Regions from separate parts of the Mus musculus genome. Here region 1 is linked to region 2. A link is a loop called in an ENCODE intact Hi-C map of the cell type or tissue named here. Cell type or tissue: left cerebral cortex. All regions are shown on one strand. Links, peaks and the distances in the headings refer to the core of each region. The heading gives the core; the rest is flanking DNA.

Region 1 (2,807 bases), core at 71-2,570, 190 kb before region 2:
ATCAGCAGATGCACTACTGGGGGTGCTCTACCTGGTATGATATCTCTGTCGCAAATGAAAACTAAGAAGTGTAAAGCATGTGATGTGGACAATGTGTAGTCAGGGGGCCCCATGGACTCTGTCAACAAGCAGTGAAAGAAGATGTGCAGAACTAGCCCCAATCATACTCAGCGAGAGCTGCAGGACAAGGACAATGGCTGAACACCTGGAGAGGCACAGTGGGAGGTCAGACGACCTAACTGCCCTGCCACTCTCCTCCCTCCACAGACACAGCCCCGCCTGCCCGGCAGACACACTAACATCTGCTTTCCCCTGTTGAAGGAAAACACACCACTAATCTTTCTTTAGGAGTTTCATTAAAGTTACAGATTGTAAAGGGGACTGACTGGTGAGACAGCTTCATGGGTAAGCCAAGCCTGACAACCCAAGTTTCAGCCCCAGACCTATGTGTTAGAGAACTGTCTTCAACACATTGTCTGCTTCTCTTTACCCATACTCACATGCACACACACACACACACACACACACACACACACACAAGAACACATACATGCATGTGTGTGCACACATGAATATTTAAAAGAAAAAAAGAGAATAAACATGCGTATGAAATCTCTTTCCTAATCATGGAGGGGGGAGTGAAGCTGCATGGAAAATTAAAAAAAAAAAACCCTCCACACGAGTCACTCTAAATAATGTGACCTTGCTACTAGGCATCAGTTTAGCACAGGGTCAGTCTTCTCTCTCTCTCTCTCTCTCTCTCTCTCTCTCTCTCTCTCTCTCTCTCTCTCTCTCTCTCTCTCCCTCTCTCTCTCTCTCAGATGGAATTTTTCCAGAAGATTGATTTTCTGCAAGAAGAGTCAAAAAGACAACACACCAAGCTAGGAGGAGGCAAGAAGAGCCTTTAAGACTGTCATTTGCACTAAATTGGTCACAAGGAAGCAAATGTTGCTTTAAAAGCTTTTTGAAGAGCGTCTCAGCCCAGCTCGCTCAGAGATGGAGATAATCGCCTCCAGCTGACCTCTAATTACCTAGTTTGGATTGGAGCCACACCGATTATGTGCCGCCAAATGGATTTCACTGGAATTCAGATTTTCTAAAAATAAAACAGCCAACAAGCCAGAGCGAGTACCAGTCTCCTTGGATGATTCATCCCAAAGGCTAAACTTAGCAAGACTGTGATGTCCGATTGCCAGAGCACTTGCTGTCTTGTTCTCACGGGTAGGAAATGTTGTCTTCTTCTAACATCCTTGAAAATCGGCCATTCTGTCAAAAGCCACATGCAGACAGAACGATGGCTTTCGGGGAGCAAACCTGGCCCTCTAGCTGGGGGCTACTGCCATGGTAACAGCAAGTGGTACCCATGGCAGATGAGATGGCTCCATGACTGAGCCAGAATGGAAAAACACAGTATCACTAACTCACAAACGACTGTTACCCAGTGGACAGATGACAGCTCTCACGAAACTGCCACTGTGAGTAAAGACTATAAATATCACAGAAACTGCGAGGGAAGGTTATGCTGTAGGAGACTCAGTCCTTACTCAAGGTCCTTGCCTCAGTGATAATTAAAAGGTCAAAGTGGACTGGAGGAAAGTAAAAGATTGATAACTAGCTAACAACTCTGTTTTATCTGCTGGGTGAAGGAGAACAATTTACCTAACATCTCTGAGCCTCTTCCATCAGCAAAATACAGAAAAAGAATTGTGAGAGTCATAGTGCCATTCTTTTTCATTAATTAATATATTTACTTCACATCCTGATTGATGGCCCTCCCAGTGCCCCCCCCCCCACAGTTCCTCCCCAACCCTCCCTCCTTCAACAGGGTGGAGGCTCCCCCTGGATGTCCACCCACCCTGGCACATCAAGTCTTTGCAGGACTAGACAGATAAGGCAGCCCAGTTAGGGGAATGGGATCTATAGACAGGCAACAGATTTAGGGAAAGTCCCAGCCCCAGTTATTGGGAGAACTGCATGAATACTGAGTTGTACGTCTACTACATATGTGTGAGGGGTCTAGGACCAGCCCATGCTTGCTCTTTGGTTGGGGGTTCATTCTCTGAGAGCCCAAAAGTATCCAGGTTAGCATAGTGCCACTGTTAAATGAAAATGTTTTTGTTGTTGCTGTTGTTGTTGTTTTGGAACTGGAGTAAATATTTGTTTGTAGCTAGACAGCACAAACACTTACTGGAGGCTTGGAGCATCTTGTGTTTAAACTGCTGGTGACTACCTTCCCCTATATTCACTTCCTCTCGATTCTTCCTCGGCATGCCCAGTATAGATGCCTTGGGGGCTTTTAAAGAGAATAGCTAGGAAAATAGTAATGTTCATCCTAGAGCAAGGTGAGAGAAGCATGATAGATAGAGGCAACATAACTAAGTGGTGTCTATAATGGAGTTTCCCAAATGTCAACTGCCACCCTTTTGTCCCTGTCCCCACATGATACCTGGCCAAGTAAAGGGAAATGAACATATTAGATGAACAGGTGTCTGGTTAGAGATGAGGGGAGAAGGGCTTGGTACACTGCCATTCCGTTAATTGAACAAAACACATCTTACCTGCACTCGTTGACCTAGATACCTCTCTCCTATGACGGCTACCTTCCATGCATAATTACACTTTGCCTTTGAGCTGAGGTTGAGGCCAGCAGCCACTGGCTCTACCACAAGATCTGAGCTGACGTCTACAAAACAAAGATAAAGAAGGAGGATGACAAGGGAGAGCGAGCAAGAGAGAGAAAGAGAGAGATCTAAAACAGTGGTTATAAACTTTTCTAATGCTGTGACCCTTTAAAACAGTTTCTCATA
Region 2 (2,807 bases), core at 122-2,621:
TTAAAATGCGTCATTAAAATTTGATCTTATTCGAATCCCCTCCCCCAGAGCATCCTGTATCCTGCTCCCCATTCTGTCTTGTCCCTTTTATTCTACCAATTGGGCTATCCTGTTTTTAACCACACATAACCCATTGCTCTCTTTCCTACCTCCTGTCAGACCTATTCATCATTTGTCATGACACCCTCTCTAGTTTTGTGAATTATACGTGTCCACATATATAGACAGGCACATATCTACCTATAAGGTTTTATATGTAGGTTTCTCACATAAGTGAAAACATGCTGTTTGCTCTGATCACCAAGCTTATCACACTTAGCATCATGATTTCCAGTCGCACCTATTTTCCCTTTAAATTCATCATCTAATTTTCCTTTACGGCTGTATAAATTTTCGTTGTCTACATGTACCACATTTTGGTTGATGGATCTATAGGCTGGTTCCATGTTTTACTACTGCTGTCACTGACAGATCTTCCACAGCCTCCTGAATGAGAAGTATCTGGGGGAAAATGAAGCTAAAATATGACGTGTTCATGGATGGTTCTGAGTGAGACTGGAAAGGGAAGAGAGGTTAAGATTTGTGGGCTTGGTGCTGTGTTTTGTCTCTTTCTTGGAGTTCCACAAAATTCACTGTGCCTCCCAGGAAGCACATGAGGAGTGGTGGCCATGAATAAAGTCCATATAAACTGCTAAACCCAGACACAAGCAGATGGCTGGGTAAGGCAGAGCTGCGGACCAAGCAAAGGAGACATTGACAGTGTTGCTGTTGCTTTCAAAAACTAAACTGAGGGATTTGCAGTCAATTATCATGACATTTTTCCTCAGCCAAGTGACTGAGTGAATAATGAGAGAATGAACGAACACTTTGGGGAAAGATGCTAATAATTAACAAGCCACTCTCCTACATTAAAATTAAACGTGCCAAATGATTCAATGCTGTCATTTTTGTAAAACTCAATAAAAATAAACCAAACCTATTTTGGAATGTAAAAACTACTGTAAAATAAATAGACATAATTTTGACAAAAGTCCTAAATACACAAAACTTTCTTTTGTTGGTTATTTAAATCTACATGAGCATTATGTTAATATATATACTTGTGCATATATGTGTGTATACATATATATATGAATACATACACATATATGATGGATACATATATGCATATTTATGTATATAAGTATGTGTATATACATATATGTGTGTGTGTGTGGGTGTGTGTGTGTATGGGTGTGCTGTGAATTCAGTGATCCTTCAGCCTTTATTGTGGCATTCCACATAGAGAGTATTACATGAGACCTATATATGGCTGCATCGTCTCTTAATTGTTTGTGATATATGCTTTTATTTCAAATCTAGTTGTAACATTCGAAATGCACTTCACTGGTACCCATGTCCTAGAAACTCAGAAATGATTGTGTGCTTAGTAACCACCTCTGCTCCCACATTCCTATTTAAGGAGATGTATGCTGTGAAAATTAACTCTGTCTCAGGGAGTGATTCAGAAGTTGACTCAGTGATTACTAGTAGTTGAATAACATCCCTCAGAGTGAGGTTGCCATCAAATTGTGACAAGGACACTGCTCAGAACTCAAGGCTAAGCATGTTTTCTGCTTCTTTGTGTATTTTTAAAATACCTTCCTTCAAACCCATTGCTTAGAGCTACCAGGTACATGAATTTCTGCACAGAAAATCTGGGCTTTCTAAAAATGAGATTTCCCTGGCTAGTTCTCTCTACCCTTAGTGTCTTAAAGAGGAAAAATGAAAGGGGGAGGCCCCCAAGAGAACAAGCCCCTTGTTGCTGTTACTGAGATCGTCTCATGTAATTGAGGCTGACTTTGAAACCACTATTTGCTCAAAGATCTCTGAGCACTTTATCTTCTTGCTTCCATCTTCCTAGTGGGAGTGCCTGCATATACCGCCACAACAAATGACTGCTGTGAACTTTCTTTGCTTTTCTTCTACAAACAGTGTTGGTTTCTCTATGATATGAGGCTGCCTCCTAAGAAATATTTTGATTGTTTGAATTAATTTTTAAGTCTTTATAGATGACTGTATACACACACACAGGATAGATAGATAGATAGATAGATAGATAGATAGATAGATAGATCTAAAACTTTTTTTAAGTGTCTGTGTTTGGGGTGAAATTCATTATAATTGCTTAAAAAATATCCCAGTGAACATATGTCATCTCTGTAACCAGGAATGAATATTTTTAAATGCTACTTCTTAATACTGTTTTTACTTTCAGTTCATATTCATGCTAAGAGGATACTCAAAAAACTTATAGCTTTTACTGGATCTTTTCATTTAATCTGGCAAGGAAACAATGATTGATTAACTCCTGAGTTCAGTATTGTTAAATCTTCCACAGGTACTAAAGTTCCAATCTTTGAGTCTTTCTATAATTTCCTATTTGTTTTAGCCAAAAAGAAAAAGAAAAAAAAATAGTCTAGAAGATTTAAAAACTACTTTCCAAGAAGTAAAAGAAATGGTTCAAATTTTTTCCACTGTTCTTTCATCAAATTCATTTATAGACTGCCACACACAGTGCTTACAAAGATGATCAGAAAGGCCCTAAGCCTCTCAGCATTCAAAGTTTGGAAGAACAGACTAGGAGACAATTTCTAATAATTACAAAGATTTGAGAGATGTGAATATGAATGCTAGTGGGGGATTAAAAAGCTCTTTCAAAAGGCGATAATGTCTAAACAGGGTGTTAAAGAATGATAGTGTTAATTCCTCATCCTGAGAGGGACCAAGGAGAAAGAACAATTCAGCAGAAGTTGGAGGTTTGCCAC

Evidence for each region. A loop is a pair of places that touch in the nucleus more often than their neighbours do. Peaks named below come from ENCODE experiments on the same cell type or tissue, not always from the same donor. Only the 100,000 strongest peaks of a DNase experiment are listed, where the experiment ranks them.
Region 1: a loop joins it to region 2, with 2.4 times the contacts of the local background. A loop is called at or near these places in 3 of 42 quality-filtered maps.

What each region holds. Positions count from the first base shown.
Region 1 is chr10:12,018,269-12,021,075 of GRCm38, forward strand. No RefSeq gene overlaps it. Among named protein-coding and RNA genes, the nearest start is that of Gm40601, 39 kb to the right of the region's middle. In left cerebral cortex, for the core only: no CTCF peak of the experiment used is centred there; a DNase peak (open chromatin) is centred at 1,152; H3K27ac peaks cover 1,179 bases.
Region 2 is chr10:12,206,019-12,208,825 of GRCm38, forward strand. No RefSeq gene overlaps it. Among named protein-coding and RNA genes, the nearest start is that of Gm40601, 150 kb to the left of the region's middle. In left cerebral cortex, for the core only: no CTCF peak of the experiment used is centred there; a DNase peak (open chromatin) is centred at 1,453.